Regions from separate parts of the Homo sapiens genome. Here region 2 is linked to region 1. Evidence: read pairs that join two places in POLR2A ChIA-PET (ENCODE). Cell type or tissue: IMR-90. All regions are shown on one strand. Region 1 has its middle 79 kb from the start of EVL. Region 2 overlaps EML1 (EMAP like 1).

Region 1 (5,000 bases):
GCCACCCCCAAATCGTAGAAGCTAGCATCCAAGCAAAAGCTATTTTATTATGTGCTTAATGACTTAATGCATTACTGAGGTGTCAGTGATTTAGTCTGTTGTGTCCTTACTGCTGCCATAAGACATGATTTGTTTGGTGATGTGTGGATGGGTATTTTTTTCTGTGATTTCTTTGTAAGGACGTTATCCACTGTAACCCTTAGTATCCCAGATGTTTCTCAAACTTGAATATGTGTAGGAATCACTGGAGGGATGTGTATGTATGTATGTGTCTTTCCAAAATGGAGACCCCAGCCCCATCCCCAAGGATGAATGAATGCTTTTCTTTCTTTTTTAAATTAATAGACTTTGTATTTTAGAACAGTTTTAGATTTATAGAAAAATTGAGAAGGTTGTACAGAGAGTTCCTATACACCTCCTGCACACATATAGTTTCTCCTGTTAATTAACATCTTATATTAGTATGATACATTATTACTGATATGTTATTATTATCATTTGAGACAGAGTTTTGCTCTGGTCACCCAGGCTGGAGTGCAGTGGTGCGATCTCGGCTCACTGCAACCTCCACCTCCCAGTTTCAAGCGATTCTCCTGTCTCAGCCTCCCGAGTAGCTGGAATCACAGGTGTGCGTCACCACACCCGGCTAATTTTTTTGTATTTTTAGTAGAGACTGAGTTGCACCATGTTGGCCAGGCTGGTCTCGAACTCCTGACCTCAGGTGATCCACCCACCTGGACCTCTGAAATTGCTGGTATTACAGGCATAAGCCACTGTGCCCAGCTGACATTATTATTAATTAAAGTCCAGCATTTATTAAAGTTTCTGTTGTTTTTACCCGGTATCCTTTTTCTGTTCCAGGATCCCATTCAGGACATTTAGTTTAGTTTGTATATAACAACGTTAAGTTGTTATATCTCTTTAGGCTCCTCTTGGTGCTGATGGTTTCTCAGACTTAACTCATTTAATTTTAATCACATTTGCTTACATTTTTGCTTGACAGATATATATATATTGAGTACCTACTATATGCAAGATAGTGGGGCTAGGGATAGAGAGCTATGGAGACCTACATAAGCCTCAAGGAGTTTATAGCCAAGAAGAATAGCATGGGGCATATGAGATGGCAGTGTCAGAAAAGAGGTATGAACGACATAATTTTTATTTATTATTATTATTACATTTGAGATGGGCCTAGGGGAACTGGCAGGATTTTGACTGGGCTTATCTTCTGTTTTGGTTCTTCACCTTTGTACTTCCTTGAACTGGTCTTTCTTCCAGTTGGCTTTTCAGATGCTTGAAGACAATGGACTTCAGTAAGTCTTGCCTTTTCTTGGTTAAAAGTCCTTGGTCTTGGCCAGGCGTGGTGGCTCATGCCTGTAATCTCAGCACTTTGGGAGGCTCAGGTGGGCGGATCACCTGAGGTCGGGAGTTCGTGACCAGCATGACCAACATGGAGAAACCCCGTCTCTACTTAAAATACAAGATTAGCTGGGTGTGGTGGTGCATGCCTGTAATCCCAGCTACTTGGGAGGCTGAGGCAGAAGAATCGCTTGAACCCAGGAGGTGGAGGTTGCGGTGAGCCAAGATTGCGCCATTGCACTCTGGCCTGGGCAACAAGAGCGAAGCTCCATCTCAGAAAGAAAAAAAAAAAAAAGTCCCTTGTCTTTTAGCCATTCATTACTAATTAGTGGCCCTTCTGTGGACCTTCCTTTCACTGAGCTCTGGCCTGCTGAAGTCCTTTAGCAATTTAGATCTCTAACTTCGGCTTGAATACAGAAAGATGTTCGACCTAGCACACAAATGAAACCCTGAATACAAAATGGAAACATACTAAACCTTGGAGCCTCTTTGCTGATAGATCAAAATCAAATGTATTGGCTGGGCACGATGGCTCATGCCTGTAATCCCAGCACTTTGGGAGGCCAAGGCGAGCGGATCACCTGAAGTCAGGAGTTCAAGACCAGCCTGACCAACATGGCTAAACCCTGTCCCTACTAAAAATATAAAAATTAGCCAGACGTGGTGGCATGTGCCTGTAGTCCCAGCTACTCGGGAGGGTGAGGCATGAGAATCGCTTGAACCTGGGAGGTGGAGGTTGTGGTGAGCTGAAATTGCACCACCGTACTCCAGCCTGGGTGACAGAGTGGACTCTGTCTCAAAAAAAAAAAAAAAAAAAAAATCAAATGTATCCACTGGCACTGCTTCTTTCTACCAGCTGAGATTTCTAAGAGGACAGCTTCAGGGTCCCGTTTATGAGCATTTTCTTTCCTGGGAAGAAGGAAAATGCTCTCCTCAATTTGTATCATTAAGGAAAAATCAAACAGTAAGCAACAGACTGAATCAGATAGTGTCCCAATTAGAGGAGCAGCGCTAGGAAGGGAACCAGCTGGTGCCTTCACAAGATCAGAGTGATATGCTTCAGAGTGTCCAAGGCTATGGGTGATGAGGCAGCATGACTGTGAAGTGCACATATGGTAATAATTGCACAAATATTTATTGAGTTCACTGTGCAGATTTCTGGACTATGAATTGAAGACATGGTTTTCTACACATGTAGCCTAGTTCCAAGGAGATAGAGCATAAGTACGTGCAATTCAGCATGTCTACAACTGGACTTACTACCCCTACATTTATGAGCAATTGTTTTTTGACAAGAGTGCCAGACAATTCAATGGGGGAAAATAGCCTTTTCAACAAATACTGGGACAAAGTACCCACATACAAAAGAATGAAATTGGACCCTACCTCACACCATATACAAAATTCAACTTAAAGTAGATTGTAAACTTCAGTGGGAAGACTAAAACTTTAGAACTCTTATGGGAGAAAATACAAGAGTAAATCTGTGTGACCTTATGTTAGACAATGGTTTCTTAGAAATAGCACCAAAAGCACAAATGACCAATAAATAAATAAATTGGATTTTATCAAAATTAAAAATGTTTCTGCTGAAAATGGTACCGTCAATAAAGTGACAAGACAATCCTGATAATGGGAGAAAATATTTGCAAATCATATATCTGATAAGAGATTTATATCTAGAATATATAAAGAACTCTTATATTTTGCTATGGTCTAAAAGTTTGTGTGCTCCCAAAATTCATATGTTGAAATACTACCCCCCGCCAAGATTATATTATTAAGAGGTGGGGCCTTTGGAATATGATTAGGTCATGAGGGTTGAACTCTCATATATGGGATTAGTGTCCTTATAAAAGAGGTTAGAGGCCGGGCATGGTGGCTCATGCCTGTAATCCTAGCACTTTGGGAGGCCAAGGCAGGTGGATCAACTGAGGTCAGGAGTTTGAGACCAGCCTGGCCAACATGGCAAAACCCTGTCTCTATTAAAAATACAAAACTTAGCCTGGCATGGTGGCACACGCCTGTAATCCCAGCTACTTGGGAGACTGAGGAAGGAGAATCACTTGAACCCGGGAGGTGGAGGTTGCAGTGAGCCGAGATTGCACCACTGCACTCCAACCTGTGTGACAGGAGCGAGACTCTATCTCAAGTAAACAAACAAACAAACAAATAAATAAAAGGGGTTTGAGGGAGCTTGTTTGCCCCTCCTAGCATGTGAGGATGCAGCAAGAAGGCTCTATGAGGAAAAGGCCTTCATCAGATAGGTAATTTGCCAGTGCCTTCATCTTGGACTTCTCAGCTTCTAGAACTGTGAGAAATAAATATTGTTTATAAGCCACCCAGTTTCTGGTATTTTTGTTATAGCAGCTTGAATAGACTAAGACATCTCAACAATGAAAAGACAACCCAATTTTTTTTTTTTTTTTTTTTTTTTTTGAGACGGAGTTTCACTCTTGCTGCCCAGGCTGGAGTGCAATGGCGTGATCTTGGCTCACCACTATCTCTGCCCCCTGAGTTCAAGTGATTCTCCTGCCTCAGCCTCCCAAGTTGCTGGGATTACAGGCATGCACCACCACACCCTGCTAATTTTGTATTTTTTTAGTAGAGATGGGGTTTCTCCATGTTGGTCAGGCTAGTCCCAAACTCCCGACTTCAGGTGATCTGCCCACCTCGACCTCCCAAAGTGCTGGGATTACAGGTGTGAGCCGCCGTGCCTGGCCAAGACAACCTGATTTTAAAATGGGCAAATTATTTGAATAGATACCTTTCTGAAGAAGATAAACAAATGGCCAATAAGCACTTGAAAAGGTGCTTAGCATCATTAGACAAGAGGAAAGGCAAACCAAAACCACAATGAAATACCATTTCATACTCACTAGGATGGTTTGAATAAAAAAGATAATAACAAATGTTGGTGAGGATGAGGATAACCCTTACACATTGGGAATGTGGATAAACCTCACATATTGGAGCCCTCGTACATTGCTGGGGAGTGTAAAATGGTGCAGCTGCTTTGGAAAACGGTTTGTCAGTTTTTCAGAATGTTAGACATAGAGTTACCCTATGACCTATCAGTTCCACTCGTAGGCAGATAGCCAAGAGAAATTAGAACATATGTCTACACAGAACTTATACACAAATGATCATAGCATTATTCATGATAGCCTCAAAGTGGAAACAACCCAAATGTTCACGAATCGATGAATGGATAAACAAAATGTGGTATATCCATACAGTGCAATAAAAACTAATGAAATACTGATATAACATGGATGAACATCAGAAATATTATACTCAATGACAGGTGCAGTCACAAAAGACCACATATTGTATGATTCCATTTACATGAAATGTCCAGAATAGGCAAATCTATAGAGACAGAATGTAGATTAGTGATTGCTTGGGTGGGTGGAGGGTGTGGGGCTGAGGGTCAGTTTGAGAATGGGGAGTAACTGCTAATGAGTACAAGATTTCTCTTGCAGATAATCCCAGTATCGCAAGATTGGATTATGGTAATGGTTGTACAATTCTGTGAATATCCTAAAAACTGTTGTATACTTTAAATGGGTGAATTTTATGAAAAAGAAAAAATCTGTTCCTCAGTAAATCTGTTTTAAAACAACAACAACTGAACT
Region 2 (5,000 bases), 59 kb before region 1:
TTTCTGAAAGAGTTTGTGAAAAGTTGGTGTTATATTAAATATTTGACAGAATGTATGTGAATTTGGTGAAACTACCTGGGCCTTTCTTTGTGGGAAGGTTTTTAATTACTAATTCAATTTCTTTACTTCTTACAAGTCTATTCAGATTTCTTTTTTCTTTTTTTTTTTTTTTTGCTCTGTCACCTGGGCTGGTGTACACTAGCACAAACACGGCACACTGCAGCCCTGACCTCCTGGGTTCAAGTGATTCTGCCACCTCAGCCTCCAAGTAGCTGGGACTGCAGGCAGGCACCACCACACCCAGCTAATTTTTTTTAGAGACAGGGTATTCCTATGTCTCTAAACTGAAACTCCTGGGCTCAAGCAGTCTTCCTGCCTCAGCCTCCCAAAGTGGGATTACAGGCAGGAGCCACCAAATTTCTCTTTTCAACTCTATTTTTGCTTCATGTAGTTTGAATGAATGATTGGGCAGAGGTTATGCACAAATAACTTAAGCCAGTAAGGCTCCGTCCTCTGCCAGTGGCTCTGTGGGCAGGTTGAAGGGCATGTTCAAAGTTCAGGCCGTTTCCATGTCGGCCTGGCTTTTACTTTCCACTCACCCTTTTACATCTCCTCTATGCACATGTACAGATTCAGATTGGCCGGAAGGGTGTCTGAATAGGCAGGATCCTTTCCTGCCTCCACTGTGCATGCACCAGCCTCCCGTCAGCCAGGAATGCGCTCACCCATCCAATAACCGTAACCTCAAGCCAGTAGAAACCTTGGCCCTCCCCACCCAACTGCCCTAGAGATGGTCACTTCCATCCCAGTGCTACTATTGCCCAGGGCTCCATATGGAGTGAGCCCTTTTACCACAGCCGCGTGGTCCTCAGAGCCTGTTCTTCCCTGCCAGGACCGCTGTGCTGGCCCAGCTGCTGCGAAGGAGTGAGGGCAGCCCAGGGAAGAACATGATGGATTCACCCTGTTTTTACCTGAAGTTGAGAAGATTTTCAAATAAACAACACTTCTCAGATTTTCATGTCTTGTTCAATTTACAGAGTCTGGAAATGGTTGTTTTTGTCAGTTTTATAGAATTTCATAATTGCTTTATGGGGAGAGGATTGGCCAACCTTCTCATTTGGCCACAGCTAGAAGAACTGCCCTCTTATTTTTTGTGTTTTTTGGGGTTTTTTTTTTCTTTTTTTGAGATGGAGTCTTGCACTGTTGTTCAGGCTGGAGTGCAGTGGCATGATTTCAGCTCACTGTAACCTCTGCCTCCCAGATTCAAGCAATTCTCCTGCCTCGGCCTCCTGAGTAGCTGGAACTACAGGCTTACGCCACCACACCTGGCTAATTTTTGTATTTTTAGTAGAGACAGGGTTTTGCCAGATTGGCCAGGCTGGTCTCAAGCTCCTAGCCTCAAGTGATCTGCCCGCCTCGGCCTCCCAAAGTGCTGCGATTATAGGCATAAGCCACTGCCCCTGGCAGCTCTTATTTTTTTTAATGACTGTTTTTTATTGTTAGAGATGAGGTCTTGCTATGTTGCAGGCTGGAGTGCAGTGGGTACTCACAGGTGTGATCACAGTACACTACAGCCTCAGCCCCTTGAATAGGTGGGACTACAGGCGTGTGCCACTGCACCCAGCTCTGCCTTTTTTTTTTTTTAGACAGAGCCTCACTCTGTCACCCAGGTTGGAGTGCAGTGGCGTGATCTCAGCTCACTGCAACCTCTATCCCTCAAGCTCAAGCAATCCTCCCACCTCAGCCTCCCGAGTAGCTGGGACTACAGGCATGCACCACCATACCTGGCTAATTTTTTGTATTTTTAGTAGAGATGAGGTTTTGCCATGTTGCCCAGGCTGGTCTTGAACTCCTGAGCTCAAGCAATTCACCCCTGCCCTTGGCCTTCCAAAGTGCTGGGATTACAGGCGTGAGCCACAGCACAGACCTGCCCTCTTATTTTTAATATAACCACAGTATCGTTGTCTCCTCCCCAACCCAAATCAGCATTGATGTCTTAATATCATCAGATGGCCAGTTATATGTTCCAGTTTTCAATTTACTTTTTTTTAACAATTTGTTTAAACCAGGAAGCAAAAAAAAGCCCACACAATGGTAATTGGTTGATATGACTTACTAGTTTCTGTTAATCCATAGGTGTTCTCTCTCTCCCTCTATTACAGTAAATTTGTTGATGAAACTGGCTCGTTTGTCCTGTAGCATTTTCCACACTGGATTTTGCTGAATGCATCTTTGTGGTGTTGTCTTCACGTGTTCCTCTGTCCCCTGTATTTCCCATAAAGTGATTGCTGGATATCGAGGCTTGGTCATATTCAAGCTGTATATGTGTTGCTGTATTTTTCCTTTAGGAGGCACATAATGGGTTTTTCTCACTTTTTGTGACATTAGTAGCTGTTGTTACCCAGTGCCTAGATCCATAAAGGTTGCCAACTATTGATTTCCAATGTTAGCTTTTCTTCTTCATTTATTAGATATAGTACTTCTATGAAGAAAAACTTTCCTTCATCTACAATTTTGGTACCCAGTGGTAGAGTTCATATAGGAAAGTCAGAATTAATGCTTGATTTCATTCACTTTATTTTCCAGTTTCTGAGATAATACATTTGCTTTCTGCTCCTCTAACAGTCACCGATCAGTGGTGGTGATAGTAGTGGTGGTGGTAGTGGTGGTGGTATTGGTGGTGGGGGGGGTGGGGGGGTGGTGGTGGTGGTGGTATTGGTGGTGGTGATGGTGGTGGTGGTAGTGGTAGTAGTGGTGGCGGTGGTGGTGGTGGTGGTGGTGGTGGTGGTGGTGGTATTGGTGGTGGTGGTGATGGTGGTGATGGTGGTGGTGGTGGAGGTGGTGGTGGTGGTGATGGTGGTGGTGGTGGTGATGGTGGTGGTGGTGGAGGTGGTGGTGGTGGTGGTGGTGGTGGTGGTGGTGGTGATGGTGATGGTGGTGGTGGTGGTGGTGGTGGTGGTGGTGATGGTGATGGTGGTGGTGGTGGAGGTGGTGGTGGTGGTGGAGGTGGTGGTGGTGGTGGTGGTGGTGGTGGTGGTGATGGTGGTGGTGGTGGAGGTGGTGGTGGTGGTGGTGGTGGTGGTGGTGGTGATGGTGATGGTGGTGGTGGTGGTGGTGGTGGTGGTGGTGGGTAGTGGTGTAGTTTTGGTGCCATTATGGATTGAAGTTTATTTGCTGTGTTCCTGTCTGTTATATTAGGTGGAAGTTACTCTAGTTGGCTCCTGGGTCCTTTTGACGTGACCTCAGGAGCCTTTAGTACTTGTTCTCTGGCATAACAAGTTGTTCCAGGATCCTTGTATACATTTCTTACCTATAGCCCTTTCTCTCAGGAGGCCCTCCTTCCTTTTTCATCTGAAGGGAGGAGATCACAATATGGGTGTTAGGAGTGCTTGTTGCCACAGGGTAGGGGATTGTCTTGCCTTTTCATTATATGATTATGTTGTGGGAAATACTGTTTCTTTCATGCACAGGCCATTTGGCTATGCTGACACTCTTGGAAACTGGAGTTTTGGTTCTGGGAAATACGTGGCTGACTCTGAGCTGCTGGTCTCTGTAGGGATCTTCTATTTTATAACCTTATTGACAGCGTCAACTCTGCCTCACAGTGGGACGTGTCCTCGAGCTTTAGAAGATCTGATAGAGCATCTCTTTTGGATGTTTTTTCGTTGTCTCTGAACCACGTTCATAACTTCTCACCCTAAACAGACAACTGCTCAGCCCCCTTGGCAGCCTTTTGTCCATGTTGAGAAGGAGCTTGACTTGGAATGCCTTTCATTCATAACCTCCTCAGTATCACATTTCTTTCTGTTAATTTAGCCAGTGTTCTGCATCTTATCTTGTGTTTCTCACCATTTTCTCAGTTATTTTGAACGTCTGCTGAAGGCACGAGGGCCTCATCTGCAGCCTCTTTCCTAGAAAGCCATCTGATACCTGTCAGCGCCTGCTAACTTGAGCAGGTCCATTGGGAAACATGTTTCTATTTCTTGTCAGTTACACTAATGACCATTCCCTGGAGAGCAGAGAGCTCTTCCTACTAGAACTCTGCCTCTCAGCTTCAGAGTCATTGCCTGGGAGCTGTGTGGGGCAAAAGTGAAAGCCCTAAGCCAGGGCCGGGCCAACCGCATTTGAATCTAGTGTTCTCCCTTAGTTAGCCAGGTGACCTTTTCAGAGCAGACAGTGAGTTACCATGAGGCCCAACTGAAAGAAGTGTGAATGAGTTCTCTGCAGAGCATTGTGCAGATGTCACAGGGGATGTGATATCATCATCAGTAACAGCAGCAGTGATGGCCCCTGGAACAGCACCCAGATGGTGGACTCAGACCCCTGGGGAGTGACCCACAGTTCCATGATGGGAGGGACCCTATTTTGTTCAGCACTGTGTGCCCAGCTAGCTCCTAGCATAGGGTTTATGACGGGTTAGTTGCATGCGTGAATGTAGCTATAACTAACTACAGTGCAACAGACACAAAGCAAAATGTGATCAGCAGTATGAGTTTTCTGGTTACACAAGATTTTTCCAGCATATAGGCTATACTGTTGTGGATTACTATCTCATTTTTGGATTTAAGTATTTACAGACCTAAGACTAAAGAGAGAGAGAGAGAAAGCATTCGATGCCCAAACACAGATTGTCATTGACATGGAATTTCAGAAACCTGCTGCCAAGATCCCGGCCGAGATCTGTAGCCCATCTCCAAGGTAGCAGCACCCTGCGCTGCCATGTGCTAAGAAGGGAAACCATGATGAAATGATGAGGGCTTTTTCTCATTCCGTCAGTCTCAGGAAAGCTATGAGGGTTCTGCTGATGGCCAGAGGAAAAGCTAGTAGCGGTTCTTGAGCTTTATAGGTGGAGCTGGCCCTCCTGGGCCTTCCCAGGATGTGGGAAGGACCAACGAGCCCCCAGCCAGAGGCCCCCTGCCCAAAGATAAATGCCACCTTCACACTCAGTGAGGCAGGTGGACACTGACCCTTTGCCACAGACTGGGGTTGTGGAGAGGAGC

Evidence for each region. Peaks named below come from ENCODE experiments on the same cell type or tissue, not always from the same donor. Only the 100,000 strongest peaks of a DNase experiment are listed, where the experiment ranks them.
Region 2: POLR2A ChIA-PET joins it to region 1 with 8 read pairs; 4 of 35 experiments call an interaction of 5 or more read pairs at or near these places.

What each region holds. Positions count from the first base shown.
Region 1 is chr14:99,984,131-99,989,130 of GRCh38, forward strand. It overlaps a transcript of EVL not described here. Among named protein-coding and RNA genes, the nearest start is that of EVL, 79 kb to the right of the region's middle. In IMR-90, no CTCF peak of the experiment used is centred here; a DNase peak (open chromatin) is centred at 2,491; H3K27ac peaks cover 409 bases.
Region 2 is chr14:99,925,119-99,930,118 of GRCh38, forward strand. All of the region lies in intron 17 of EML1 (EMAP like 1), which reads left to right. Among named protein-coding and RNA genes, the nearest start is that of EML1, 130 kb to the left of the region's middle. In IMR-90, no CTCF peak of the experiment used is centred here; no DNase peak of the experiment used is centred here.